Linked DNA regions of Homo sapiens: region 1 is linked to region 2. A link is an interaction called in ENCODE POLR2A ChIA-PET data of the cell type or tissue named here. Cell type or tissue: GM12878. All regions are shown on one strand. Each heading gives the region's core, and the rest is flanking DNA. Links, peaks and the distances in the headings are about the cores only.

What was found. ChIA-PET counts read pairs that join two places held together with the same protein. Peaks named below come from ENCODE experiments on the same cell type or tissue, not always from the same donor. Only the 100,000 strongest peaks of a DNase experiment are listed, where the experiment ranks them.
Region 1: POLR2A ChIA-PET joins it to region 2 with 6 read pairs; 3 of 35 experiments call an interaction of 5 or more read pairs at or near these places.

Annotation. Positions count from the first base shown.
Region 1 is chr7:5,734,248-5,749,827 of GRCh38, reverse strand. It overlaps RNF216 (ring finger protein 216), which reads left to right. Exons shown (of 17, transcript NM_207111.4): 4 at 8,013-8,855; 5 at 10,476-10,552. Among named protein-coding and RNA genes, the nearest start is that of MIR6874, 30 kb to the right of the region's middle. RefSeq lists enhancers at 12,957-13,456, 13,457-13,958. In GM12878, for the core only: no CTCF peak of the experiment used is centred there; a DNase peak (open chromatin) is centred at 6,027.
Region 2 is chr7:5,576,203-5,591,782 of GRCh38, reverse strand. No RefSeq gene overlaps it. Among named protein-coding and RNA genes, the nearest start is that of FSCN1, 8.8 kb to the left of the region's middle. RefSeq lists enhancers at 4,534-5,033, 8,893-9,052 and a silencer at 7,412-7,501. In GM12878, for the core only: no CTCF peak of the experiment used is centred there; DNase peaks (open chromatin) are centred at 6,698 and 8,990; H3K4me3 peaks cover 1,303 bases; H3K27ac peaks cover 2,724 bases.

The DNA of each region.
Region 1 (15,580 bases), core at 2,422-10,421, 160 kb before region 2:
TGATCTTGGTTAGCAGTTACACAAATCCATTAGTTTCTTCATTAGAATTTTGGATATTTAGTCCGATAGTACGAACTCAAACTTGTATTTGTCAGAGTTCGTTTCATTTTTCGCATATACATCTTTGAACACACAGCACTTTAGGATTATAATTGCTTGCAAAGAGCTTTCAGAAAGTGTCAGAACAAAATAACTGTGGACAGCAAGACTTAAAATGGCTGTGGTTAAAAACCTGATGAGAGTTCATTATAATGACACAGTTGACAAGGAAATTTAGTTATTTCTGAACCAAAATTATGACTGATAGCATTTATACCAAGACATATCAGATTTCTAGGAACTTTATCTAATCTTGGAATATAAAAAACATCCATATAGGCCCGACGTGGTGGCTCACGCCTGTAATCCCAGCACTTTGGGAGGCCGAGGCGAGTGGATTACTTGAGGTCAGGAGTTCGAGACCAGCCTGGCCAACATGGTGAAACCTCGTCTCTACTAAAAATACAAAAATTAACCAGGCATGGTGGCACGTGCCTGTAATTCCAGCTACTCAGGAGGCTGAGGCAGTAGAATCGCTTAAACCCAGGAGATGGAGGTTGCAGTGAGCCAAGATCACGCCACTGCACTCTAGCCTGTATGACAGAGGGAGACCCTGTCTCAAAAAAAAAAAAAAAAAAATACATGGGCATTTTTGCTGATCAGAACACAGCTGTTTTCCAAATGGTCTTACTTACCAAAAATACCTAAGTCACGTGAACTAAAAGGCATTGGAGTTAGGTCCTGTTTTTCTGATAAAAGATTGAAGTGCTTCCTTTTTCCTTAAACCGATTATCAGAGTTCTCTCATATATTTTGGTAGAGAAATACCACACACACATAACGCATATATAGACACGGAGACACAGAGAAGCAGATCTTATAGCCTTCGTTAAAATTCTTTATTTGCCAGTTTTCAAATACAGTTTACACTTGAACAACATGGTGGTTAGGGGTGCCAACCCCTGTGCAGTTTAAAATCTGCATATAACTTTTGACTCCCCAAAAACTTAAGTACTAATAGCATACTGTTGACCAAAGCCTTAACTACTTAGTACTACTTAATAACTACTTAACTACTAATAGCATACTGTTGACCAATAACATGGTTAACATGCTTTAGTTAGTATATTATGTGTGTGTGTGTGTGTGTGTGTGTGTGTGTGTGTGTGTGTGTGTGTATGTATATAAAAAATATACTGCATTCTTATAATAAAGTAAGCTGAGGAAAGGTTAAGAAAATCATAAAGAAACTGGACACGGTGGCTCACGCCTATAATCCCAGCACTTTGGGAGGCCAAGGCCAAGAGTTCAAGACCAGTCTGGCCAAGATGGTGAAACCCCGTCTCTACTAAAAATACAAAAATTAGCTGGGCATGGTGGTGAGCACCTATAATCCCAGCTACTTGGAATTTAGCTTGTTTCTTAATGAGTTACTGACTTCAGGACTGCCAAAGACTAACCAGAGCTTCCCTGGGGTAGAGTTTCAGCATTAAAATGAGGTGGAATTTGGCTTTTTCCTTCAAAAGGTGAACTGTAGGGCACAAAGACAGTTTGTGTGCAGCCTCTATAAGCTGGCAGAAACTGGTTTAAGATCTATATGTAGTAGTTCATCAGAAAACGATGTTTGTAAGGCCAGTCCTCTGTCTGTGTTAAGAGTTGTAGTGGGTTTCTGGGTTGTAAATCAGAGTTAGGGAGGGGTCTGATATTTGCCTGATACCGCCTATTGGTATGGAGCTTAGCAACAGTTTGATTTTTCTTGGAGCATAGGAATTTAGGGAGTTGCTATACCAGTCACCCTGAACCCTGACCTCATAGGTGATTTTTGTTTCCTTAACCTTAAGGGTCAGGGCAGACACAGTGGCTCAAAACCTGTAATCTCAGTCCTTTGAGAGGCCTAGCAGGAGGATCACTTGAGCTCAGGAATTCAAGGCTGTAGTGAGCTATGATTGTGCCACTATACTTCAGCCTGGGACCTTGTATCTAGTTATTATTTATTTTTTCTTTTTTTTTCCCCTTTTTTTTTTTTTTTTTTTTTTTTTTTTTGAGATGGAGTCTCCTGTTGCCCAGGCCAGGATGCAGTGGTGCAATCTTGACTCACTGCAACATGCACGTCCCAGGTTTAGTGATTCTTGTGCCTCAGCCTCCAGAGTAGCTAGGATTACAGGTGTGTGCCACCGTGCATGACCTTTGTCTCTAATTTTTAAAAAACAGACAAAACCTTAGGATCTGTCTTAGTTTATAAAGGGGCATCTATTTTGCTTTCAGATAACACCGTAGAGCTGAAACATTTTGGAAATGGCTTTCTAAGGGTCACGTCTGATATTTCAGGCTTTGCCTGGCCCATAAGTAGACTGGATAGTACTTGTCAGGTCCTGAATATCATCCTCAGGAAAATAATATTCTGCTTCTGCTGCTTTTATCCGTTTTTACTCCCTCTCCTTCCCCTGGTCCCACCATGTGTTAGCTGGTAATAAGTCAGGTATCCTAGGATCATAAGTTATAATTAAGACTCTGAATTCTTTAAAAAATGTCTGAAAGTCTTCCCCAGGTTTAGGACATTTTTAAACTATGACCTGTTTTTATCCGTAGCATGTAAGTCAGGAATTTCATGCTACATTTTCAGGTTGTTCTGTTTTATAAGGAAACAGTTGAACTGTTCTTTTCAGAGAAGAAAGGCAACTCAGAGTTAGTAGACTGTGAATATTCAGGAGTAGATGCAGTATTCAGGTAAAATGGGAGCAGTAGGAGTTACATTAGTTTATCTGTCTTTGGTGTGGGAGGTAATCTTGCGTTTCTAGTTTTTCATTAGCTTTTTGCAGTTAATCTTTCAAAAAAGCTATTTTAGAATTCTGTTGTCTCTTTGAGGCTTCTGAATGCCAGTAAGAATCTCGTTCTCTCCGTGTAATTTGGAGTCTTAGGATTCAAGTGAATTTCTTGGATGAACACTCTTTTTCATCTGGAACATTCCACATCATGGTCATCATAATTCTGAATTATTTTTGGTAAAGTTTTGCCACTTGTGTAACTATTTGTAGCTTCTGGAGCCAGAAGTTTTATACATGAAAAGGCAAGACTACCAGAAGGCAGAGTACTCCAATTTTTAGAAATTAGGGATGCTGTTTTTATGTTGGACCTTGTATATCTCAGGACCGGGATGACGTTGGCTCCAAGATGTCCTACCTAGCCAATCACTTTGCAGTTTCCATCTGACTCAGTCAAGACACCTGAGGCCTCCCTCACCTAAGCCTGCAAGAAAAGGAATCCACATACCCACAGATTCCAAAAGCCTGAGTTTATACCCTCCCTGCACTCAACACAGCTGGTATCAGTTAGCTTTAAAACTGCACCCCTGTATGCTAGCAGCAAATGGAGTTGCACCCACATTTCTGTCTGGCCATAATCTTGGGGGCTTGACTCAAGCCGTAAAGACCTCTGCAAAGAGGGAGCAAAAAATACAGTTATTGCCAGTGATTTGTGAGCCCCCACATTCCCAAAAGTCCTGTGCCCTGCCATAGCCCAGATTAACCCTAGGTACTGCAAAGTCAAATGCTCTCTCACAGTGCAGCCTAACCTTGGTACCCTCAAAGTCAAAGAGACCAGGTGCTAAAAAGACAGCAGAGCTCAGACCTGAGAAGGACTTCCGACACTTGCAGCTCCATGAGGAAAACGTTACTTCCCAAAAAAGGGAGTTAGCCGTTTTTCCTGTGTTCCTTGAGTTACCTCAAGATATCAACAGTCTCTGTCCCTTTGGGTTGCCAGACCTGTCAAAGGACAAAATTACAACAAATTTAGTGTAAGGATCTCAACTGTCTTTATTGTGAGTCTAGCATCAGGCAATGCTTCATTCCAAAATGGAGAGTAAGTGTTCTCGTTGCTCTTTTTTTTTTTTTTTTTTTAAGACAGTCTCAATCTATCACCCAGGCTGGAGTGCAGTGGCCTGATCTCGGCTCACTGCAACATCCCGAGTTTAAGCAATTATCCTGCCTCAGCCTCCCGAGAGTAGCTGGGATTACAGGTGTGTGCCACCACACCCGGCTGATTTTTGTGTTTTTAGTAGAGATGGGGTTTCACCATGTTGGTCAGGCTGGTCTCTAACTCTTGACCTCAAGTTATCCACCCACCTCAGCCTCCCAAAGTGCTGAGATTACAGGCGTGAGCCACCGTGCCCTGCCCTTGTTGCTTTTTACATTAATTTTATACTCAATCACCTTACCATTATTATCTGTAGTGATTTTTCAGTTGACTCTTAATTTCTTGAAAACGTGCATCTGATCTGTCTTTCCAATTTTTATGCTTCTTTCACGTGTCTAATTATATTACGGTACTTCCTCAAAAATTTTAATAGTGTTGATAGAGAAGAGCACGAATGGCCACAGACATAAATGGGAATACTTAATGTTTCTTCATTAAATGTGATGGTGCCTTTTTGCTTTAGATACCATTTCTTTAGTTATGTTAAGGAACTAGTCATTTACTTTGACTTAAAAAAATTTTTTTAGAAGTGAATGTAGGATTCTGTTACATTCAATTTCAGCATCTTACAGAGATTGTCATGTGGTTTTTCTTCCTTGACCTCTTAGTTGGTAAGTTATTGTCTTTGAAAAGACTCCCCTTGGTTGTGGCATTGTAATGTAGTAGTAATGTGCTGCTGGGGATTCCATTTGCTAATATTAGTGTTTTCTCCGTAGATCTTACAGGTGGAGATTGGCCCGTAGGTTTGTGTGTACGTATGATATCCTTGACATGTTTATTTTTTTATAAGCATGATTCTGACTTCATAAAAAGTTTAGAAGTTTTCTTTTTTTTTTTTCTTTTTGGAGATGGGAGTTTTGCTCTGTCACCCAGGCTGGAGTGCAATGGCGCGATCTTGGCTCACTGCAACCTCTGCCTCCCAGGTTCAAGTGATTCTGCTGCCTCAGCCTCCCAAATAACTGGGATTACAGGCATGCGCTACCACTCCCAGCTAATTTTGTAGTTTTAGTAGAGATGGGGTTTCACCATGTTGGTCAGGCTGGTCTCAAACTTCTGACCTCAGGTGATCCATCTGCCTCAGGCTCCCAAAGTGCTGGGATTATAGGCATAAGCCAACCGTGCCTAGCCAGAAGTTTTCTTTATTTCTTCGAGGGTTGTTTTTTGTTTGTTTGTTTGTTTTGTAGAGTCTTCAGAACCAATGTATTCTTTGAGGTTTTGAATATATTCTATAGAATTAAACAAAACAGACTGTTGTTCTACTTTGTCTTAATCTGTGACTCCTTATGTTTTTTCCCTTATTTAGTTCGAATGGTTATTTGAACTAACCATTATGTGTCCCCCTCCTTCCCTTCCCTCCCTTGTTTTCCTTCCTCCTCCTCTACCAAAGAAACAGCTTCTTCTCTTCTACAACTCCAGTTATGTGTTTTGAAGACCTTTTTGTTCTTGACGTGTTCTCTTATCTAATGTTGCATTTTGTCTATGCCTTACTATGGCTATTCTGACCTGGCTTTCAATGCACTAATTTCTCTCTTCAACTGTATTTACTTAAAATGCTATATATCCATATGTAGCATTAGTTATTGTATTTTTAGTTTTTGTATTAGTTATTGTATTTTTCCATTCTGGAATTTGCGTTCGATTCTTCTTCTTCTTGGCTGCAGTTCTCAATCTAGTCTTTGATTTCCCTAAACATGCTGTTACTTTAGAATTCATGTTGTTAATTTCACTGTGTGAAACCCTTGTATATTTGTTTCTGTTGTCTGTTACTTCTCTTGTTTTGATTTTCTGTTGCTGCATTAAGTTCTTGTATGCCTAGTTATTTTTGATTGAGTGTAAGTCATTGTATATGAAAATTTTGGGATTCTGTATGATGTTGTTTCTCTATAGAGGATCTTAATTGGTTTCTTGAAGAAGAGTAAGAGCACCAGCACCTCACATTCAGGGAGTTAAACTCTCCACGCTGCGATTCAGTTCCTGGGAGGTCCAGGGTATTTCCAGCTTGGCCCTTACTTCAGTGGCATAGTCCTCAGGGACCCACCCTAAAGCCTGAGATTCACCATCTCCTTTCTTCTAGGGACTTCCCAGAGGAACTGTTGTTACCAGTTTAGCATGTATCCTTCCAGGTCTTTTCTTTGAATTTGTATGTATCCATGTGTATATACATGTGGGTACATATACATACTTTTAGAAATGATTTTGTTTGTGTCTTATTGACATATTTTAAGTAAATGGAATCATTCTGTGTATGATTTTGCAGCTTGCTTTTCTTCACTTAATGGCATTTCTTAGTGAAGCTTCCCATTTCAGTACAGACTGAGCTACCTCTTTTTTTGGTAGGGGTCAGTTGTAGAGTATTTTGTAGAACAAATAAGTAATAGTTTATTTAACCATTCACTCAGGGACAAACTTCACAATGTCTCTAGGCTTTTTTCTGTTTATGCTGAATATTCTTGTATATGCCCTTTTTCGATAGAGTTTATAGAACAGTATGAAAAAATGATGACAGACATACATTTTTTATTTATATTTATGTATTTGTGTATTTATTTATTTATTTGAGACAGAGTCTTGCTCTGTCTCCAGGCTGGAGTGCTGTGGTACCATCTTGGCTCACTGCAACCTCTTGACTCCCTGGTTCAAGCAATTCTGCTCCGTCAGCCTCCCGAGTAGCTGGGATTGCAGGCACACGCCACCATGTCCAGCTGATGTTTGTATTTTTAGTAGAGACGGATTTTCACCATGTTGGCCAGGATGGTCTCGATCTCCTGACCTCGTGATCCGCCTGCCTTGGCCTCCCTGAATGCTGGGATTACAGGCATGAGCCACCACGCCTGGCCTACGTTTTTTATTTTAATAAATAGTGCCAAATTTCTCTCCTAAATTCACCAGCAGTAAATGATAGTATAAGAATTTTCACACATCGGCCAAGCGCGGTGCCCCACACCTGTAATCCCAGCACTTTGGGAGGCTGAGGTGGGCCAGTCATCTGAGGTCAGGAGTTCAAGACCAGCCTGGCCAACATGGCAAAACCCTGTCTCTAACAAAAATAGAAAAATTAGCTGGATGTAGAGGTGTGCGCCTATAATCCCAGCTACTCGGGAGGCTGTGGCAGGATAATTGCTTGAACCTGGGAGGCAGAAGTTGGAGTGAGCTGAGATCATGCCATTGCACTCCAGCCTGGGCAATAGAGCGAGACTCTGTCTCAAAAAAAAAAAAAAAAAAAAAAAAAAAGATTTTTCACCATCCTCACCAATGCTTGGTATTATCTAATTTAAAAGTTTGCCGGTCTTACAGGGAAAAAAATACTGTCTTGTTTTAATTTTTCATTTTGCTAGTTACTAATGAGATTTAGATTTTTTTATATGTTTTTTGAACATTTCTTATTCTTCTGATGTGTTAGCATTCTTTCATTGTTGTATCTGCTGTGGAGTTATTTTTGTTTTAGTAGTCTCAGGTTAAATTATAATTCAGGGCTGGGTTCAGTGGCTCATGCCTGTAATCCCAGCACTTTGGGAGGCTGAGGGAGGCGGATCACTTGAGGCCAGGAGTTTGAGACGAGCGTGGCCAACATGGCAAAACCCCATCTCTCTTAGAAACACAAAAATTAGCTGGACATGTTGGCACATTTTTGTAATCCCAGCTACTTGGGAGGCTGAGGCACAAGAGTTGCTTGAGCCCGGGAGGCAGAGGTTGCAGTGAGCCGAGATCGCACCATTGCACTCCAGCCTGGGTAGCAGAGGAAAACTGTGTCTCAAAAATAAAAATAAATTATAATTCAAACTATATCTCAAGCTTTAATCTATGAATGACTACTTTGATTCTTACAGATAGTATATAGTGTAATCAAATTTCAGTGTTAAGATAAATGTAAAGAATAGGTATTGTTAAGGGAGATGGTGTTTTTGTTTCTTTCCTGTCCTATCTCGGAAGCTCAATATAAGTACATAAGGAGGGATAGGCATAGGAAAGAAATTGAATTATTAAAATTTCATTTTTTCTTAGACAAATAAACCTCAGAGATCACGACCCAATCTCATCAAACCAGCTGCCCAGTGGCAAGATCTGAAAAGGTTGGGAGAAGAAAGGCCTAAAAAGTCTAGAGCAGCATTTGAATCAGATAAGAGCAGCTATTTTTCAGTGTGTAACAACCCATTGTTTGATTCTGGGGCACAGGATGATTCTGAGGATGACTACGGTGAATTTCTGGATCTTGGGCCTCCTGGAATCTCTGAATTCACTAAGCCAAGTGGCCAAACAGAAAGAGAACCCAAGCCTGGACCGAGTCATAACCAAGCAGCAAATGACATTGTCAACCCCAGATCAGAGCAGAAAGTCATCATCTTGGAAGAAGGTAGCCTTCTTTACACAGAAAGCGATCCTTTGGAAACTCAGAACCAGTCATCCGAAGACTCAGAGACAGAGCTGTTATCAAATCTAGGAGAGTCAGCTGCTCTAGCAGATGATCAGGCCATCGAAGAAGACTGCTGGTTAGATCATCCTTACTTCCAGTCTCTGAACCAACAGCCCCGTGAAATAACAAACCAGGTCGTTCCTCAGGAACGGCAGCCTGAAGCAGAACTGGGCCGCTTGTTGTTTCAGCATGAATTCCCAGGGCCCGCTTTTCCAAGGCCGGAACCCCAGCAAGGTGGGATTTCAGGCCCCTCTTCTCCTCAGCCTGCCCATCCTCTAGGAGAGTTTGAAGACCAGCAGTTAGCAAGTGATGATGAAGAGCCAGGTCCAGCCTTTCCAATGCAAGAATCTCAAGAGCCCAATTTGGAAAACATTTGGGGGCAAGAAGCTGCAGAGGTAGATCAAGAGCTCGTTGAACTACTAGTGAAAGAAACGGTAAGTTTTATTTTATCAAGTAAATGTAGACACTACATATACTGAGTTTTTTTCTTTTTTTTTTTTCATTGCAAAAAAAAAAGTTGTTGGTATGCGTGGACTTCATTTTCCTAAGAAGTATATATCTAGATGTACAGAATAGAAGAGACACTCTGAAGACATGAAAATGGAATCAGGGTTCCTTTACTATACTTAACCTTCAGGAAGCTCTCTGGGATTCTAACTGCATATCATGGTGGCCTGGTGCTGTCATACCTGCAGTCCCTTGTTTTTTTCAAATTCCTTGAGTTCACTCCAAATGGAAACCCTTAAAGCAGTTTTATTGAATTACCTAGACCTATGCTGTCCAATATGGCACTTACTAGCTCCTTGTGGCTGTTTACATTTAAATGTCTTACAGTTAAATAAAATTTTCCAGTGGCATCAGTCACATCTTAACCTTAGTAGCCACATGAGGCTAACAGCTTACCTCATCATCAAGCATGGAGGACAGTGTTTCTGTCATCCAACAAAGTTCTATTAGTGGTGATATTAAGAGTAACACAAGGGCTGGGCGTGCTGGCTCACACCTGTAATCCCAGCACTTTGGGAGGCCAAGGTGGGTGGATCACAAGATCAGGATATCAAGACCATCCTGGCTAACACGGTGAAACCCTGTCTCTACTAAAAAAATTAAAAATTAGCCGGGCGTGGTGGCGGGCGCCTGTAGTCCCAACTTCTTGGGAGGCTGAGGCAGGAGAATGGTGTGAACCCAGGAGGCAGAGCTTGCAGTGAGTCAGGATCGTGCCACTGCACTCCAGCCTGGGCGACAGAGTGAGACTCTATCTCACAAAAAAAAAAAAAAAAAAAAAAAAAAAAAAAAAAAAAAGGTGTTACATCTGGTAGCCACTATTTGCCTTCAAACAAGTCCGTTAACCCTACTTTACCCAGGCGGGTTTTTTTTGTTTTGTTTTTGGTTTGTTTTTTTTTTGAGACCGAGTCTCACTCTGTCACCCAGGCTGGGGTACAGTGGTGCGATCTCAGCTCACTGCAACCTCCGCCTCCTGGGTTCAAGCGATTCTTCTGTCTCTGCCTCCCGAGTAGCTGGGATCACAGGCACATACCACCACGTCTGGCTAATTTTTGTATTTTTTTAGTAGAGACGGGGTTTCACCATGTTGGCCAGGCTGGTTTTGAACTCCTGACCTCAGGTGATCCGCCTGCCTCGACCTCCCAAAGTGCTTCGATTATAGGCATGAGCCACTGCACCCGGCCACCCAGGTGTTTTTATCTAGGCACTAGGTTGTGTGCTGCTTGAGGGCTGGCATGAGATTGTAACTTATTTGTGTTTGGATTCCCTTTGTCTAGACAGAGATGCTCAATATTTGTTGAAGCAATGAAGAATGGATCTGTAAAATGGGGACAGAGAACCAGATCTCTCAAGACCTTTCTAGACCTCATCTTCTATGTAGACAGATGAATCTGGGAACTAGTGTTGAATTTGAAGACACACACAGACCTGCTTCACAGCCCTTTTCTAGTCTTTAGTCATTTTATTATACTTTTTGCCATCTGTCTTGTATTGCCATTTGAAACCATTCTAGTGAATGAAATATAAATTATGTTCTTATTTGTTTCTAGGAAGCAAGATTTCCAGATGTAGCAAATGGGTTTATTGAGGAAATAATTCATTTTAAGAATTATTATGATCTGAATGTGTAAGTATACTACCATGCTTTTTTTGTGGTGGTGGTGGTGGTGGTAAAATATATGTAATAAAAAATTTACCATTTTAATCATTTTTAAATATACAATTTGGTGTTGTTAAGTAAATTCACATTATTATGCAACTATCACCACCATCCATCTTCAGAACTCTTTCATCTTCTCAAACTGAAACTCTGTCCGCATTAAACACTCACTCCCCATCCCCTTCCCAAGCCAGTGGCACCCACCATCCTACTTTCTTTCTATATGGATTTGGCTACTATCAGGGACCTCATGTGTTTGTTCTTTTCTGACTGGCTTATTTCACTTGGCATTATGTCTTTTTTAATGACCTTGTTCGTTCTGACATTAGTGATACACAGACTGTTTTCTGGATTTTATGGAATACTGCATGGTTATAGAATTATGATAACTGAGTTGTTTCTAAGCGTTGATACTACCTGTGTTTTAGTCAAGATGTTAAGACATTTTCTTCCCTACGATTGTAACAAAATGTTCTGCAACCACTCTGTTTGGAGAAATACATGGAAGCATTTTTTTTTTTTTTTTTTTTTTTTTGAGACGGAGTCTCACTCTGTCTCCCAGACTGGAGTCCAGTGGTGCGATCTCGGCTCACTGCAAGCTCCGCCTCCCAGGTTCAGGCCATTCTCCTGCCTCAGCCTCCCGAGTAGCTGGGACTACAGGCGCCTGCCAGCACGCCTGGCTAATTTTGTGTATTTTTAGTAGAGATGGGGTTTCACCATGTTAGCCAGGATGGTCTCGATCTCCTGACCTCGTGATCCACCCGCCTCGGCCTCCCAAAGTGCTGGGATTACAGGTGTGAGCCACCGCTCCCAGCCATATTTCTTAATTTTCATTATAAAAGGGATAAATACGGGCCAGACATATGGTTCACACCTTTAATTCTGGCACTTTGGGAGGCTGAGGCAAGAGGATTGCCTGAGTCCAGGAATTCAAGGCTGCAGTGAGCTGTGTTACGCTACTGCACTCCAGCCTGGGAGCCAGAGTGGGACCTTGTCTCTTATTTTAAAAAAATTTTTTATAAGTGGTAAATATGCTTTTTTAAAAAATAAGTTTTCCTGAAGAATATAAAATGAAAAATATACTCTTTCCCCTCCTTCTAATCTGCAGAGGTGAAATAATTGTAATTTTTTTTTTTTTTTTTTTTTTTTTTTTTTGGAGACAGTCTTATTCTGTTGCCCAGGCTAGAGTGCAGTGGTGCGATCTTGGCTTAAACAGCAGTCTCCACCTCCCAGGTTCAAGCAGTTCTCCTGCTCAGTCTCCTGAGTAGCTGGCATTACAGGCGTACTCCACCCTGTCCGGCTAATTTTTGTATTTTTAGTAGAGACAGGGTTTCATCATGTTGGTCAGGCTGGTCTTGAAACCCTGACCTCATGATCTGCTCACCTCCACCTCTCAAAGTGCTGGGATTACAGCCATAAGCCACCGTGCTCAGCCTGGTGGTAAATTTAAACAAAATAGTTCACTAAACACCTTTCCCCAAAGTTCCTATCTTATACTGTAGTTCTCAGTCAAGGTTGCAGGTGAGTTTCTTCCCTGCCAAGGCTGAGAAGGAAGGGCCCCTTTCCAGGTGCTTAGCCCAATGTAGGTACTTTTTTCTAATTTGTACAATGACACTGTTGGAGCCATTAGTGGCCTTGTCTGATCCCACCTCTGTACAGAGGCAACCACTGTCATCAGATTTATATTTATTTATTTATTATTATTATTATTATTATTATTTTTAATTGATCATTCTTGGTTGTTTCTCGCAGAGGGGGATTAGGCAGGGTCACAGGACAATAGTGGAGGGAAGGTCAGCAGATAAACAAGTGAACAAAGGTCTCTGGTTTTCCTAGGCAGAGGACCCTGGGGTCTTCCGCAGTGTTTGTGTCCCTGGGTACTTGAGATTAGGGAGTGGTGATGACTCTTAACAAGCATGCTGCCTTCAAGCATGTGTTTAACACAGCACATCTTGCACCGCCCTTATTCCATTTAACCCTGAGTGGACACAGCACATGTTTCAGAGAGCACTGGGTTGGGGGTAAGGTAATAGATCAACAGCATCCCAAGGCGGAAGAATTTTTCTTAGTACAGAACAAAATGGAGTCTCCTATGTCTACTTCTTTCTACACAGACACAGCAACAATCTGATTTCTCTATCTTTTCCCCACATTTCCCCCTTTTCTATTCGACACAGCTGTCATCGTCATCATGGCCCGTTCTCAATAAGCTGTTGGGAACACCTCCCAGACGGGGTGGCGGCCGGGCAGAGGGGCTCCTCACTTCCCAGAAGGGGCAGCCGGGCAGAGGTGCTCCCCACCTCCCGGACGGGGCGGCTGCCGGGCGGAGGGGCTCCTCACTTCCCGGACGGGGCGGCTGCCGGGCGGAGGGGCTCCTCACTTCTCAGATGGGGTGGCTGCGGGGCGGAGGGGCTCCTCACTTCTCAGACGGGGCGGCCGGGCAGAGACGCTGCTCACCTCCCAGATGGGGTCGCAGCCTGGCAGAGGCGCTCCTCACATCCCAGATGGGGCGGCGGGGCAGAGGCGCTCCCCACGTCTCAGATGATGGGTGGCCCGGCAGAGACGCTCCTCACTTCCTAGAAGGGATGGTGGCCGGGAAGAGGCGCTCCTCACTTCCCAGACTGGGCAGCCGGGCAGAGGGGCTCCTCATATCCCAGACGATGGGCGGCCAGGCAGAGACGCTCCTCACTTCCCAGACGGGGTGGCGGCCGGGCAGAGGCTGAAATCTCGGCACTTTGGGAGGCCAAGGCAGGCGGCTGGGAGGTGGAGGTTGTAGCGAGCCGAGATCGCGCCACTGCACTGCAGCCTGGGCAACACTGAGCACTGAGTGAACGAGACTCCATCTGCAATCCCGGCACCTCGGGAGGCCGAGGCTGGCAGATCAGTCCCGGTTAGGAGCTGGAGACCAGCCCGGCCAACACAGCGAAACCCCATCTCCACCAAAAAAAAATACGAAAACCAGTCAGGCGTGGCGGCGCGCACCTGCAATCACAGGCACTCGGCAGGCTGAGGCAGGAGAATCAGGCAGGGAGGTTGCAGTGAGCAGAGATGGCAGCAGTACAGTCCAGCTTCGGCTGGGCATCAGAGGGAGACTGTGGGGAGAGGGACAGGGACAGGGACAGGGAGAGGGAGAGCTATTTATTTATTTTTGAGACGGAGTCTCACTCTGTCACCTAGGCTAGAGTGCAGTGGTGTGATCTCAGCTCACTGCAGCCTCCATCTCCCAGGTTCAAGTGATTCTCCTGCCTCAGCCTCCCAAGTAGCTGGGATTACAGGCATGCGCCATCATGTCTGGCTAATTTTTGTGTTTTTAGTAGAGACAGTTTCCCTATGTTGGCCAGGCTGGTCTTGAACTCCTGACCTCAGGTGATCCATCTGCCTCGGCCTCCCAAAGTGCTGGGATTACAGGTGTGACCCACTGCACCTGGCCTTCCCTTAATCTTTATCAATTTTACTTAACATGCTTGTCAGTAAGGCAAAACCGTTAAGAGTGTACACTACCAGGCCATAGATTGGTGGTGTTGGTCAGTTCTGGAAATTTTGTAGCTGTTTCCTGTCTTCTGTAACTCTTCTCCCACAATCTCCATGTCTCTAAGTCCACCTCTTTGTCTCTGAGATGCGTTCTGGATGATTTCTTCAGGGGTGTTCTTTTAGCCCACAAATTTCTCTTCAGTAGAGTGTAATCTCCTTTTAACTCATCTACCGTGTTACTGGTTTTCAGTTATGAAATTTTAGCTTTTAATTGTCTTGGTTATTTTCCTAGAGTTTTGCTCTTTGCCTATATTTTTAATCTTTTTTTAATTTCTTTAACCAATAAACATAGCTTCTCTGTGAGTTTGATTGTTCTGATATGTTAAGTTCTTGGGAATCATATTCTGTTCTTCCTGCTGGCTCCCATGGTGCCTAGTTTTCTTGTGTATTTTCTAAATTTGACTCTAAGCTCATATCTTGAGTTCTTGATAGAGTTGGTTTCTTTAGAGATTATTGCTTTTGCTTCTTTCAAGTCCCCAAGGGCAGTGTCAGTTTGAAACGACTTTAGACTCCTGTCTTGAAGTTTTTGGATTACACAAACTCTTTTTTATTTATTTATTTTTTTTGAGACGAAGTCTCACTCTCTTGCCCAGGCTGGAGTGCAGTGGCGTGATCCTGGCTCACTGCAACCTCCGTCTTCTGGGTTCGAGCGATTCTTCTGCCTCAGCCTCCTGAGTAGCTTGGATTACAGGTGCCCACCGCCCAGCTAGTTTTTGTATTTTTAGTAGAGATAGGGTTTCACCATGTTGGCCAGGCTGGTCTCGAACTCCTGACCTCAAGTTATCCCACTGTCTCAGCCTCCCAAAGTGCTGGGAGACGTGAGCCACCATGCCCTGCAAACCTTTTATTTATTTATTTATTTATTTATTTATTTATTTATTTATTTTGAGAGAGAGTTTTGCCCTTGTCGCCCAAGCTGGAGTGCAGTGGCATGATTTCAGCTCACTGCAACCTTCGCCTCCCAGGTTCAGGTGATTCTCCTGCCTCAGTCTCCCGAATAGCTGGGATTACAGGCATGTGTTACCTCACCTGGCTTGGATTACCCAAACTCTTAAAGCATTTTTTATTTTTCAACGACAGACTCTACCTGGGTATTTAACCTTGAAAGCCATTTGGTTATTTACATGCCAGTTACTCACTCTTCTGAAGCCTTTCCACATATTCTTTATTGTGTATAGTTTTTAAACTTGGTTATTATAGAATATAATATACATAAAGAAAAATGAACAAAGTAAAGATGCACAGCTCAATAATTTATCACAAACCAAACATTTGTGTAACCACAACCCAGAAATCTTCAAGAAATAGAACGTTGCTATCCTTTTTGAACACTACATAAAGATTTTGTATAGTCTATAGTCTTTTGAGTCTGATTTCTTTTCACTCAGCATTATGTTAAGTTTATTCATGTAGGGTAGAACCACAGTTTATATATTTTCCATTGCTAAATGGTATTCCATTTAT
Region 2 (15,580 bases), core at 4,957-12,956:
CCCTTTTCTGCGCCTCACCGAAGGCTGAGGCTTTTCCTGGACATTCCCCACATGCCAAAAGGCCCCTGGAATGCCAGCATGACCACAGGCTGCCCACAAGGTCTCAGGCCGGGCACTGAGATAACTCCGGGCCCTCAGCCGGCTCGCTGATAAACTGGGATTGCTGGGGCTGGTCCGAGCCTGTGTCTGCCCCAGGCAATCCCAGCCAGGGGCTTTCAGTGCGCGGGGGAAGATGGTGTCACCTTCTTGCCATCCTGCTTCAAATGGGTTTACCGGCAGGGCCTTGAGCCCCAGAACCCGCACGCCCCTGGCAACCCCTCCCACAGACACTGACGTTGTGGCTGTTAATTTTGGGCTTTGGCCAGAACCCCCTCCCATCAGCCCTCAACCGCAAGCCAACATGTTTTTGTGCTTCTTTGCTCTGCCCTGAGCCATATACTATGGAAAAAATCAAGGTTTAGCTGGGTGTGATGGTGCATGCCTGTGGTCCCAGCTACTCAGGAGGCTGAGGAAAGAGGATTCCTTGAGCCCAGGAGGTGGAGGCTGCAGTGAGCTATGACAGTGCCACTGCACTCCAGCCAGGTACAGTGGTTCACACCTGAAATCCCAACACTTTGGGAGGCTGAAGCAGGAGGATCGCTTGAGGCCAGGAGTTCAACCTGGGCAACATAGCAAGATCTCATCTAGATAGATAGATAGATAGATAGATAGATAGATAGATAGATAGATAAATAGACGATAGAAAATGCCTTGGCTTGAATGCCTCTGGTGATGGGGCTGCCACTGTCCTCTGTCCATTGCCAGTGCAGGTGATAGGTGTTTGTCCTGCTCTAGATTGGGTACAGATGTGAGTGAGTGAGCCCTGGTCCACAGCTGCTGCCAGGAAATGTGTCCTTGTGGACAGAACGAGCTCCAGATGGCCATAGAGCTCCGGACGGGGGAAAAGAGAATCTCGGGGTTTTGTTTGTTTGTTTTTCAGACGGAGTCTTTCTCTGTCGCCCAGGTCGGAGTGCAGTGGTGCAATCTCGGCTCATTGCAACCTTCACCTCCAGGGTTCAAGCGATTCTCCTGCCTCAGCCTCCTGAGTAGCTGGGATTACAGGCATCCACCACCACGCCCGGGTAGTTTTTTGTATTTTCAGTAGAGAAGGGGTTTCACCATGTTGGCCAGGCTGGTCTTGAACTCCTGACCTCATGATCTGCCCGCCTGGGCCTCCCAAAGTACTGGGATTACAGGAGTGAGCCACCGTGCCCGACCACAGAGTAGCATTTTCGAAAATCATTCCTGCTCGGCACCATGCCCTGTCCTCACCTTGCCTGCATCTCGCTTACGATGGGCACCTCTGTGTCCGGGGCAGGACAAGCTGCCCTTGAACAAGTCACATGATCCTTCCTGCAGGCCCCACCCCAAGTCCCTCCGGGGAAGGATGGGGACATGGACGCTGTGTTCCTGGGCCCTTCGGGAACCCAGGTGCCATCTGAGCCACCTTGGTACGAGGGCGTGGCACGAGGTGAGGCCAGTCCTGAGCTCCTCCCAGGCTGGCCACTGGACACCATGCAGCAGGCTCTGCAGGGGAAAGTGAGGCCACCAGGAAGGGCTGCTCAGCTCACCCTGGACTCAGTTCCCTGAGTGAGGACTCGGACCCTGTCCTACCCAACCAGACTGCCACTTACAAAGCAGGAGTCAACAACCAAAGGCTGCGGGCTGCTCCTTCTGGCTGCACAACCTCCCTCTCCCAGGCACTTCCCTGGGGCTTCCTGCTGCGCCCTCCCTGGGGACCCCCTTCTCACCGCAACGTTGCAGCCTCACACCCTCCTCAACAGCTTTTTTTTAGGCCTGAGCCCTGTGCTAGGTCTTGACTGTAGTCCAAAGACCAGGATTTGGGGCCTGGGGGCAAAATATACCCCTTCTAGAAGCTTCGGTTCTTCATCTGTGCAAGGACAGGGGTGGGAAAGCCCTGAGTTGTTTTTTTTTTTTTGCGGGGGATAGGGAGAGACGGGGTCTCACTCTGTCACCCAGGCTGGAGTGCAGTGGTGCCATCACAGCTCACTCCCGCCTCAAACTCCTGGGCTTAAGCAATCCTCCCACCTCAGCTTCCCAAATTGCTGGGGGTACAGACATGCACCACCATGCCCGGCTAAATTTTTTTTTTTTTTTTTGAGATAGAGTCTCGCTCTGTTGCCCAGGCTTTAGTGCAGTGGCGCGATCTCGGCTCACTGCAAGCTCCGCCTCCCGGGTTCACGCCATTCTCCTACCTCAGCCTCCCGAGTAGCTGGGACTACAGGCGCCCGCCACCACGCCCGGCTAATTTTTTTTTTTTTTTTTGAGACGGAGTCTCACTCTGTCTCCCAGACTGGAGTGCAGTAGTGCGATCTCGGCTCACCGCAACCTCCACCTCGATGGTTCAAGCGATTCTCCTGCCTCAGCCTCCTGAGTAGCTGGGACTACAGGCGCGTGTCACCACGCCCGGCTAATTTTTGTATTTTTAGTAGAGACAGGGTTTCGTCATGTTTGTCAGGCTGATCTCGAACTCCTGACCTCGTGATCCGCCGGCCTCAGCCTCCCAAAGTGCTGGGATTACAGGCATGAGCCACCACGCCCGGCCTATTTTTTGTATTTTTAGTAGAGACGGGGTTTCACCGTGTTAGCCAGGATGGTCTCAATCTCCTGACCTCGTGATCCACCCGCCTCAGCCTCCCAAAGTGCTGGGATTACAGGCGTGAGTCACCGCGACCGGCCTATTTTTTTTTTTTTTAGAGATGGGTTCTCACTATATTCCCCAGGCTGGCCTTGAGCTCCTGGGCTCGAGTGATCCTTGCACCTCTGCCTCCCAAAGGGCTGGGATGACAAGTGTGAGCCACCATGCCCAGCCTGCCCTGAGTCTCTGTTGCCATCCTGGGAGCTTCCTGCCCAGGGTCATCATTAAAGTTGTGTGACCCCAAGCCAATCCCTCATTCCCTCCCGAGCCTCGTTTCCCTTCTCTCAAGGGGAGATAAATGTGGCTGGCCCAGGCGTCTGTATGGGACCAGAAATGCTGTCCATGTTACAAACGCACAGATGTCAGCGGCTCAGCCCTCTGTAAATGAGCGGCCTCGTGGCCGAGAGCCTGTGAATGGCGTCTCTGTTGCTGTGCAGCCGCTGGCTCTGTGGCACCCGCGAGGAGGCCTGGTACGGCCAGCGCCCTGCATGGGACCCTGGGGAGTGGGAGGAGCTGATTCTAGGGCAGGAGTCCTGCCAGGCCTGGCTTCCCGGCTGACCACAGGGCCACAGGACAGCTGTGCCCTCCAGGGCCCTGAGCCACACTACAGCATGGTCAGCCAGAGCCCGGGAGGACAGGACCAGGCTGTCACTCCCACTGTCCTGCCTCTACCAACATCTCTACCAATTATTATTATTATTATTATTATTATTATTATTATTATTATTTGAGATGGAGTTTCACTCTTTTTGCCCAGGCTGGAGTGGAATGGTGCAATCTCGGCTCACCACAAGCTCTGCTTCCCAGGTCCAAGTGATTCTCCTGCCTCAGCCTCCCAAGTAGCTGGGATTACAGGTGTGCGCCACCACGCCCTGCTAATTTTGTATTTTTAGTAGAGACGGGGTTTCTGCATGTTGGTCAGGCTGGTCTCGAACTCCCGATCTCAGGTGATCTGCCCTCCTCGGCCTCCCAAAGTGCTGGGATTACAGGCGTGAGCCACCGCACTGGACCTGATTAATTTTTTTAAAACAGGGTCTCGGCCAGGCCCGGTGGCTCATGCCTATAATCCCAGCAATTTAGGAGGCCAAGGGGGCATGGATCACCTAAGGTCAGGAGTTCAAGTCCAGCCTGGCAAACATGGTGAAACCCTGTCTCTACTAAAAACACAAAAAATTAGCCAGGCGTGGTGGCACACGCCTGTAATCCCAGCTACTTGGGAGGCTGAGGCGGGAGAATCTCTTGAAGCCGGGAAGCAGAGGTTGCAGTGAACCGACATTGCACCACTGCACTCCAGCCTGGGTGACAGAGTGAGACTCCATCTCAAAATAAATAAAAATAAAATAAAATAAAACAAGGTCTCATTCTCTTACCCAGGCTGGAGTGCAGTGGTACAATCAGAGCTCACCCCAGCCACAAACTCCTGGACTCAAGTGATCCTCCCACCTCAGCCTCCCTTGAATAGCTAGGACTACAAGTGTATGCCTCCAGGCCTGGCTAATTGTTTTTAATTTTTTGGTAGAGGCAGGGATCTCATTGTATTGCCCAGGCTGGGGTCCCAAACTCCTGATCACAAGTGAACCTCCTGCCTCAGCCTCTGAAAGTGCTGGGATTACAGGCATGAGCCACCGTGCCCAGCTCCCTGACAATTTCTGGCTGCATGGACTTCTGGTTACAAGCAGGGAAACTGAGGCCTGGATACAGCAAACAGGATCTGGCCCAGCTTTAAGTGGGGAACATGCAGTTTGGGGGACCCAGGCTCATAGTTCCCATGGGATTTGCAAAGAGGGATGTGGGTGGAGGTGTGACCTCCCCACCACTGCTCCAGGACCTAAACTGTAACCCTTCAAAGACAGGAACTCACCTGTGGATCCATACATGAGCTGCCCTGTGCAGGGGAGGCTCCAGAGTTAACTGTGCAGTCCAGGAGGGCCTTCAGGAGGAGGTGATGCCTACACTGGGTGAATAAGAGTTCAAGGGGGCAGAGCCAGGCAAGGCAGGAGCAAAGGAAAATAGGTGGGGGACCTGGAATCTGGCCCTGAAAACGTGTTCCTTGATATCTTTTCTGTTTCTGTCACTCTTCTGTTGATGATGACCAGAGGTCGGGGCCTGGATTGGCTTCAGTGGGGACTCAGAGGCCGCACCTTCTGGCCATGGTACTCACCTGGCCATCCCCCCTACTCACCCGGTGGCCGATGCTGGTCCTGCTCCAAACCCAAGTGCGTTCTGCAAAGTGAGGCCGCAGCGGCAAGTGCTTGGCAAGTGCCTGGCTAATTAAGAGGACATTAGCGCCCTGGGCAGAGCCCGGCTCCTGCCAAGATGTCCCTGCCAGGAGAGGGGCTGCCGGCTGCTGCCAGGCCTTGGCCTCCCTGCTTGGCCGCCACCTCATCCTGCTTTCACTGAGGGCCGGGGCCCGGCATGCCAGGGCTCTCCCCGGCCCCGGCACCAGTGCCCAAGACACCTCAGTCTTGAACGGTCCTCCTGCCTCTGGCCTCAGGCCCCACCTGCCACTCACTCCTCCCTGAGCCTGCACCATCTGCCACTCACTCCTCCCTGAACCACCTCTGCTGTAAACACCCACCGGGCCAGGCGTGGTGGCTCATAGTGACGTCACCGTCAGCCGGGAGGACCCAGGCACCTGTTCTTCTCCAATTCAGCAAGGTGAATTGGAGCACTGGTTTTGGTTTGTTCTTTTTTGTTTGTTTTGAGACAGAGTCTCACTCTGTTACCCAGGCTGGAGGGGCGGTGGTACAATCTTGGCTCACTGCACTCCGCCTCCCAGGGAGGCCTCAGCCTCTGGAGTAGCTGGATTACAGGCATGCACCACTACACCCAGCTAATTTTTGTGTTTTTAGTAGAGACGGGGTTTTGCCATGTTGGCCAGGCTGGTCTCAAACTCCTGACCTCAGGTGATCCGCCCGCCTCGGCCTCCCAAAGTGCTGGGATTCCAGGCGTGAGCCACCACGCCCAGCCCGAGCACTGTTCTGACCGATTTCTGAGGCTCACGGGGGCAAAAATCAGAATAAGCATCGCTCTCAGTGACAATGCTACGACCTCCACCTTCATCACCTCCATCCCACCCACCCGGGCAGCCAAGGTAGGTTCCTGAAGGTGGTCAAATCCAGGGCGCCCCTCTCCACCCCACACTTCTCCCGTGGCTCCCCAGTGCCCCAAGAGGGCCCAAAGCCCTGAAGGCTCTGGGCTCCTGGGGGGCCTCTGCCCATCTCTCCTGCCACCCTCCCTTCTCTTCTCCCCGCCAGTCCACCTCTCCAACCTCGATGCCATTGCACCTGCTGTGCCTGTTGCCTGCCCAACAAAGCTGCCTGCCAAAGCCCTGCTCATCCCAAAGACTCTGGCTCAGACATCACCCACCTCCTCTGGGGTGGCGCCTGCCTCCACGCTTGTAATCCCAGCTCCCGGCCCCTTCCGTGAGCACCCCCAGATGGGAGCTTGGCACTTTCACCAGGTTTGGGTGTCCCAGGGCTTGGGGCAGGCATCTGGCCCAGCGCCGTCCAATAGAACATTCTGCAATAATGGAAATGTTCTTTTTTCTTTATTTGATTTTTTTTGAGACAGAGTCTCCCTCTGTTGCCCAGGCTGAAATGCAGTGGTGCGATCACAGCTCACTGCAACCTCCGCCTCCCAGGCTCAAGCGATTCTCCCACCTCAGCCTCCCGAGTAGCTGGGACCACAAGTGTGCACCACCGAGCCCAGCTAATTTAAAAAAAAAATGTTTTTGTAGAAACTGGGTTCTTGCCATGTGGCCTATGCTGGTCTCAAACTCCTGGCCTCAAGTGATCCTCCCACCTCAATCTCCCAAAGTGCTGGGACTTACAGGTGTGAGCCACTGTGCCTGGCCTGGAAATGTTCTTTTTTTTTTTTTTCTTTTTGAGATGGAGTTTCGCTCTTGTCCCCCAGACATGAACAACCGCGCCAGCCCTGGAAAGGTTCTATAAGCTTCTCTGCCCGTTAACAAGAGCTGTCCTTGACACATGTGGCTTTTGAGCAATAGTGAGAAACAAACAAAAAAACCCTTTGCCCTTTGATGTGAGAAATGCCAGCCCCCTTAAATTATCAGGCCCAGAAAGGCATTTAAAATGTAACAGCAGTCAATGAAACAAGTCATACCAAAAAGCCACATTGCTCTCTCCTAAGCCCCAACCCCACTCCATTCCTGTGGCCAGTGGTCCAAACAGAAAATAACTGGAGAAGACAAGGAGGTCAAAGGATCAGGGAACTAAGCATTATGTGAGTTCACCAGCAAGATGTATAGAATGCTGGTGTTTACATTGCTTTTATGGAACTAGCAGAATAAAAATGATTAAAAAAAAAAAAGTAACAGCAGTTAAAAGGCCGGGCGTGGTGGCTCATGCCTGTAATCCTAGCACCTTGAGAGGCCGAGGCCGGTGGATGACAAGGTCAGGAGTTCGAGACCATCCTGGCTAACATAGTGAAACCCTGTCTCTACTAAAAATACAAAAATTAGCCGGGCTTGGTGGCACACGCCTGTAATCCCAGCTACTCGGGAGGCTGAGGCAGGAGAATCACTTGAACCTGGGAGACAGAGGTTGCAGTGAGCCGAGATCGCGCCATTGCACTCCAGCTTGGGCAACAAGAGTGAAACTCCGTCTCAAAAAAAAAAAAAAGTAACAGCAGTCACATCTCACTTTCTATTGAGCTAAATAATTACGTCCTGAAGCTACTTGCTACATGGACTCTGGGCTCTGGACCAGCTAATGCCCAAGTGGCCACAGACGCCATCCACCCTGTGGGTCTGTCTACAACATATAACCAATCACTAGCCAAAGTTATTTCTGTAAGCCAATGAGAATTCCGAATGAACAGAGCTTGTAATTGTCTCCTGTCCTGATTCGTCCTTTTCTTCTTTAAAAAGTTGAGCCTCCACTCCTGTTATCGCAGCACTTTGGGAGGCCAAGGTGGGCGGATCACCTGAGGACAGGAGTTTGAGATCAGCCTGGCCAACATGGTGAAACCCCGTCTCTACTAAAAGTACAAAAATTAGCTGGGCGTGAGCCACTGCGCCTGGCCTCTTTTCTTTTTTTGGTGGGGTCTTGCTCTGTCACCCAGGCTGGAGTGCAGTGGCGTGAATTTGGCTTACTGCAACCTCTGCCTCCTAGACTCTGTAGCAGGATGAGCCGCAGACAAAACTCAGACACCGAGTTAAAGAAGGAAGGGGTTTATTTGGCCAGGGGCATCAGCAAGACTCCTGTCTCAAGAGCCAAGCTCCCCGAGTGAGCAATTCCTGTCCCTTTTAAGGGCTCACAACTCTAAGGGGGTGCACGTGAGAGGGTCGTGATTGAGCAAGCAGGGGGTACGTGACTGGGGGCTGCATGCACCGGTAATTAGATCAGAACAAAACCAGATAGGGATTTTCACAGTGCATTTCTATACAATGTCTGTAGTCTATAGATAACATCACCGATTAGATCAGGGGTCGATCTTTAACTACGAGGCCCAGGGTGTGGCGCTGGGCTGTCTGCCTGTGGTTTTCATTTCTGCCTTTTAGTTTTTACTTTTTCTTTCTTTGGAGGCAGAAATTGGGCATAAGACAATATGAGGGGTGGTCTCCTCCCTTAACTCAAGTGATCCTTCCACCTCAACCTCCTAAGTAGCTGGGACTAAAGGAATGCAACACCATGCCCAGATAGGTTTTTGTATTTTTTTGTAAAGACAAGGTCTCACCATGTTGTCCAACCTGGTCTCAAACTCCTGGCTGTAAGCAATCCTCCCACCTCAGCCTCCCAAAGTGCTGGGATTACAGGTATGAGCCACCACACCTGGCCCACTTTTTTTCTTTTTCTTTCTTTCTTTTCTTTTTTTTTTTTTTTTTTTTTTTGAGACAAAGTCTCACTCTGTCACCCAGGCTGGAGTGCAGTGGCATGACCTCGGCTCACTGCAACCTCCACCTCCCAGGTTCAAGCGATTCTTCTGCCTCAGCCTCCTGAGTAGCTGGGACTACAGATGTGTGCCACCAAGCCCAGCTAATTTTTGTATTTTTAGTAGAGATGGGGTTTCACCATGTTGGCCAGGCTGGTTTCGAACTCCTGACCTCATGATCTGCCCACTCAGCCTCCCAAAATGCTGGGATTACAGGTGTGAGCCACCACGCCTGGCCCACTTTTTCTAATTCATACATGGGCACTGTCGGGGCAGTGGAGTCTCACCTCACCCCTATTTCCCTGGGCCATTCCCAGACCCCTTCGGGAACTCCCTCTTGCAGTCATGGTAGCTTCAAATGCAAGAAAGAGAAAACTCTAACTCAACTGGCTAACCAGCAAGATGTTTCATTATAGCAAGAAACAAGAAGCCCCAAAGAGGGGAGTTTCCAGGGTTGGTTCACTGTAACAGAGCTGGAAAGGACCCTGGAACTTCCCCCACTTCTCACTCTGCCTTCCCTGTCAGGTGAACTCTGCCTTCAGGCTCAGGTCCTCAGAATCTCAAGGCAGCTGCCAGGGCTCCAGACATCACATCTCCCCAGCACTATCTAAAACAGACTTTTGAGAAATTATGAACCTTCTCACAGTATCAAGTTTTTAAATGCACAAGATAAAATGCATATGAATATAAAGAAAGCCAGTTATGACCAGGTGTGGTCGTGGTCGATCTCAGCACTTTGGGAGGCCAAAATGGACAGATTGAATGAGTCTAGGAGTTCAAGACAAGGCTGGGCAACATAGCAAGACCCTGTCTCTGCAAAAAGTAATTGCCTCAGCCAGGCATGGTGGCTCATGCCTGTAATCCCAGCACTTTGGGAGACCAAGGCCAGCGGATTATCTGAGATCAGGAGTTCGAGACCAACATGGTGAAACCCCATCTCTACTTAAAAAAATACAAAAATTAGCTGGGCGTGGTGGTGGGCGCCTGTAATCCCAGCTACTTGGGCAGCTGAGGCAGAAGAATCACTTGAACCCAGGAGGCGGAGGTTTCAGTGAGCCAAGATTTTGCAACTGCATTCCAGCCTGGGTGACAGAGCAAGACTCCATCTCAAAAGAAAAAAAAAGAGTATTATGATTTTTTTTTTTTTTTTGAGACAGAGTTTCGCTCTTGTCGCCCCAGGCTGGAGTGCAATGGTGCGATCTCGGCTCACTACAACCTCCACTTCCCAGGCTCAAGTGATTCTCCTACCTCAGCCTCCCAAGTAGCTGGGATTACAGGCACATGCCACCATGCTCGGCTAATTTTTGTATTATTAGTAGAGACCAGGTTTCACCATGTTGCCCAGGCTGGTCTCGAACTCCTGACCTCAGGCGATCCGCCCGCCTCGGCCTCTCCCAAAGTGCTGGGATTACAGGCGTGAGCCACCATGCCTGGCCTAGAGTATTAATTTTTTAAAAAATCGCCTCAACTTCCCAGGTTCAAGTGATTCTCCCACCTCATCCTCCCGACTAGGTGGGACTACAGGCATGCACCACCACACCGGGCTAAATTTTGTATTTTTGGTAGAGACGGGGTCTCACCATGTTGCCCAGGCTGGTCTCGAACCCCTGAGCTCACCTGATCCTCCCACCTCAGCCTCCCAAAGTGCTGGGGTTAAAGGAATGAGCTACCATGCCGGGTCATGCTATGCATATTTTACAACAATTAATTTTTTATTTTAAAGCCATGCCTTGTCCTAAAACCATGCCCCTCCCTGCAAGAAGCCGGGGACCTGGTGCCTGCATTAGACCAATTAATGTCTACACTGGCGGCCATGGCGAGACGTCTCCACTAAAACCCCAAACCAGGTTTCTGTTGGAAGGAGGAGGAGGAAGTTAGGGGCGTCTGCTGCTTTTCCCTCACTCCCTCTCCAGGCCACTCCTTGCATCCCTGGCGCCTCCAGGAAATCTCTGGCTTCCTCTCCAGGGCGCTTCCTCTGTGCTTCCCTGGCTGCACTCCGAAGACCTGGGTAGCCCATTAAATTGAAAATCCAGAGCACTGGGTCCCTTCCTCCCTGCAAGGAGGGCTTAATTTCCAAACTTTCCTGGCAGGTGAAGAGAAACATCTGCCTCCGTCCCGGCCCCGCTGGAGTAGCCAGGAAAACAAGACTTTTGTTTCCATAGTGAAACAGCTGGGCCACCCCCATCCTGCCCTGCTGGGATTTTCCAAGGCTTCATATCCATTTCCAGTTTCCAGACTGAAAACCACGTGGGCCCAGGTGCGGGAGACCTGGGTGCTGACCTTGCTGGTGCCCTCGACTTGCTGTGTGCCCTTGGGTAAGTCTCTTGCCCTCTCTGAGCTGTGAGTCAGTGAAGGGGTTGAATGGGATGACCTCTGAGGTGCCTCCCAGCACCAGTGCCTCACTGATGTGGTCACTACAGGCTATAAATCCACCAGCTCCCTAACGATTGACACGATTGACTCCTTTTTTTTTGGAGATGGAGTCTCACTCTGTTCTGTTGCCCAGGTTGCAGTGCAGTGGCACGATCTCGGCTCACTGCAACCTCTGCCTCCCGGGTTCAAGCAATTCTCCTGCCTCAGCCTCCCAAGTAGCTCGAGTACAGGTGCACACCGTGACACTCAGCTTATTTTTTGTATTTTAGCAGAGACAGGGTTTCACCGTGTTGCCCAGGCTGGTCTCGAACTCCTGAGCTCAGGCAATTCACCTGCCTCAGCCTCCCAAAGTGCTGGGATTACAGGCGTGAGCCACCGTGCCCGACTGACTTCTTTTTTTTTTTTTGAGACAGACTCTTGTTCTGTTACCCAGGCTGGAGTGCAGAGGTACAATCTCAGCTCACTGCAACCTCCACCTCCTGGATTCAAGAGATTCTCCTGCCTCAGCCTCCCCAGTAGGTGGGATTACAGACATGCACCACCATGCCCAGCTAATATTTGTGGGTTTTTTTTGTTTGTTTTTTTTTTGAGACAGAGTCTTGCTTCTGTCGCCCAGGCTGGAGCGCAGTGGTGCGATCTCGGCTCACTGCAAGTTCCGCCTCCCGGGTTCACGCCATTTTCCTGCCTCAGCCTCCTGAGTAGCTGGGACTATAGGCACCCGCCACCATGCCCGGCTAATTTTTGTATTTTTAGTAGAGACAGGGTTTCACCATGTTAGCCAGGATGGTCTCGATCTCCTGACCTTGTGATCCGCCCGCCTCGGCCTCCCAAAGTGCTGGGATTACAAGCGTGAGCCACCGCGCCCGGCCATATTTGTGTTTTTAGTAGAGATGGGGTTTCAACATGTTGCCCAGATTGGTCTTGAACTCCTGACCTCAGGTGATCTGCCTTCTTCGGCCTCCCAAAGTGCTGGGACTACAGGCGTGAGCCACTGCACCAGCCTGAAGCTTGACTTATTTTAATCCAGGATCAACCCGTCATGGCCTGGACTAGCCGTCAAGGAACCTCCTGTCCCCCTGCCAGGGCAGAAAGTGTATCGTGGGTGACAAGAGGGAGGCTTTGAATGCAGTTAACACCATCTTCATCCCCCAGAGGCCGGGCCTGAGGTGCCATTCCACACAAAAGGTTCAGGTAGAGGACAGGGACATAGGACAGGGAAGGGACAGATCCCAGAGGGTGCATTATCAAGCCAGTTACCATGAGGAATCCCACTGAACGTTCATTCCGCCAGGGACATGTGGGAGACTCCAGGTGCCGTGCCTCCCAGTCAGCCCATGCTAGGGCCAAAGGATCTGGAGGACTCCTGCCTCAACCCAAGAGCCATTTGTTGACAGCTGCTCCTGGCCACGTGTGTGGGCACGGGGACACTGGAGGTCAGCTGGATCTCCCCAAGAGCTGGAGGATGTTACCTGGGTACAGATAACAGCGGCTGCACGTGTAGACGCTCCCGGTGGGAACTTGGGCTTCCTCGGCTGGAATATGGGCACAGAAAATTTCATTTTTGGCTGGGCATGGTGGCTCACGCCTGTAATCCCGGCACTATGGGCGGCCAAGGCAGATCACTTGAGGCCAGGAGTTCGAGACCAGCCTGGCCAACATGGCGAAGCCCCATCTCTACTAAGAATACAAAAAAATTAGCCGGGTGTGGTGGCGGGCACCTGAAGTCCCAACTACTCCTGAGGCTGAGGCAGGAGAATCGCTTGAACCCAGGAGGTGGAGGTTGTGGCGAGCTGCGATCGCGCCACCGCACTCCAGCCTGGTGACAGAGTGAGACTCCATCTCAAAAAAACAAAAAAAGAAAAGAAAAGAAACAAAGAAACAAAGGCGTTCCTCACTTCCACTGGAGATCAAATGAAACATGGATCCTGCGTACAGAATTTACTGGAGGCCGTCCAGTGACCAGGCCTTGACTTTTATCAAAATTCTCAGACATTCAAGGTTAGACGCTATGGAAGCTAGAGGGAACAACCCTGCTGATAATACTGCTACGAAGGCTGCCGTTAATCAACTCCGTGTAATCAAATCTCTCTTGCGGCCCCACTCAAAGAAACTTCAAAAGATGAACCACAAATAATTACCAAAGATGGGGCACCAGAGGCCAAAAAAGAAAACTGGAAAGATCATGGCTGCTGATGTGACGATAAAAGAGAGCTGTGGTTTGGATCTGATAACAAACCAGTTCTTTGAAATTCAGTGAAATACTCAGTTAACCGCGGAACACAGTTTGACTCATCGGGTAACCAACAAATTGATTTCTTTTATAAGACAATATTGGTGGGCAGCATTTAAAAGCTGCAAAAAAAAATGAAACAAAAAAAGAAGAAAAAAGAAAAAAGCTGCAAAAAATGCTTATTTGACCAGTGGCCCCTGCCCTAAGTTTATTTCAGGAAAACCTGTAAGTACTGATTCTGGCTTGTGTGTGTTGGTGTGTGTGTTTGTGTGTGACTGGGTCTCACTCTGTCACCCGGGCTGGAGTGCAGTGGCACGATCTTGGCTCACTGCAACCTATTTTGGCCAGTTTCACATAATTTCCATTTTAGTTACCATTCTCAATCTTCTGACCTAATAGAGCAAACAGATGGAACTGTAAAAACCCACTTGGCTTTTGGAGGCCGAGGCGGGCAAATAACGAGATCAGGAGTTCGAGACCAGCCTGGTCAAAATGGTGAAACCCCATCTTTACTAAAAATACAAAAATTAACCGGCTGGGTGCGGTGGCTCACGCCTGTAATCCCAGCACTTTGGGATACTGAGGCGGGTGGATCACGAGGTCAGGAGATCAAGACCATCCTGGCTAACACGGTGAAACCCTGTCTCTATTAAAAATACGAAAAATTAGCCGGGCGTGGTGGCGGGTGCCTGTAGTCCCAGCTACTTGGGAGGCTGAGGCAGGAGAATGGCGTGAACCTGGGAGGCGGAGCTTGCAGTGAGCCGAGATCGCGCCACTGCACTCCAGCCTGGGCAACAGAGGAAGACTCCGTCTCAAAATAAAATAAAATAAAATAAAATAAAATAAATAAAAATACAAAAATTAGCCAGGCATGATGGCACGCGCCTGTAGTCCCAGCTACCCGGGAGGCTGAGGCAGGAGAATCACTTTGAATCTGAGAGGCAGAGGTTGCAGTGAGCCAAAATCAAGCCACTGCACTTCAGCCTGGCGACAAAGAGACTCCATCTCAAAAAACAAAACAAAACAAAACAAAAAAAACAACCTAATTGGGGCCGGGCACAGTGGCTTATGTGGGCCTCCCACTTGGGAGGCCAAGGTGAGTGGATCACTTGAGGTCAGGAGTTTGAGACCAGCCTGGCCAACATGGCAAAACGACATCTCTACTAAAAATACGAAAATTAGCTGGGCATGGTGGCACATGCCTGTAATCCCAGCTACTCGAGAGGCTGAGGCACAAGAATTGCTGGAACTCAGGAGGTGGAGGCTTCAGTGAGCCGAGATCGTGCCACTGCACTCTAGCCTGGGTGACAGAGCAAAACTTCATCTTAAAAAAAAGAACAAGAGCTCGCCATGGTGGCTCACACCTGTAGTCCCAACACTTTGGGAGACCGAGGAGGGAGAATCATCTGAGAGGAGTTCGAGACCAGCCTGCCCAACATGGTGAAACCCCATCCAGTTAATTTTTGTGTTTTTAATAGAGACAGGGTTTCACCATGTTAGCCAGGCTGGTCTCGAACTCCTGCCCACAAGTGATGCACCTGCCTCGGCCTCCCAAAGTGCTGTTATTACAGGTGTGAGCCACCAAGCCCAGCCTAAAAGTTAAAAAAATTTTTAAGTAAAGATAAACAAGTGACATCAAATTTCTTTCTTTTTTTTTTGAGATGGAGTCTCGCTCCGTCGCCCAGGCTGGAGTGCAGTGGCGCGATCTCGACTCACTGCAAGCTCCGCCTCCTGGGTTCACTTCATTCTCCTGCCTCAGCCTCCCGAGTAGCTGGGACTAGGGCGTCCGCCACCACACCCAGCTAATTTTTTTTGTATTTTTAGTAGAGACGGGGTTTCACCGTGTTAGCCAGGATGGTCTCGATCTCCTGACCTCGTGATCCGCCCACCTCGGCCTCCCAAAGTGCTGGGATTACAGGTATGAGCTACCGCGCCCGGCCCAAATTTCTTAATGTATGTTATTTAACTCCTATATCCCAAATACTATCATTTCAATATGTAATTAACATGAAACTTATGAGAAATTTTAGGTCCTTTTCTTCCCCCGATACTACGACATCAGGTTCATCCCCACTTGGCAGGGCTACACTTTCTAACCACTGGGGCCGGAGCTGTCCCCCTGGGCTTCCACAGGCTGCGATTCGGACCTAGACACCCATAACCATGCCAGGAGATGTACTGCAGGTTTATGTACTTTGAGTGTGGTAAGTTTTTGTTTTTTTTTTTTGAGACAGGGTCTTGCTCTGTCACCCAGGCGCTGGAGCGCAGTGGTGCAATCTCGGCTCACTATAACCTCCGCCTCCCAGGTACAAGCGATTCTCCTGCCTCAACCTCTCAAGTAGCTGGGACTACAAGCGTGCCCCGCTAATTTTTATTTTTGTTGT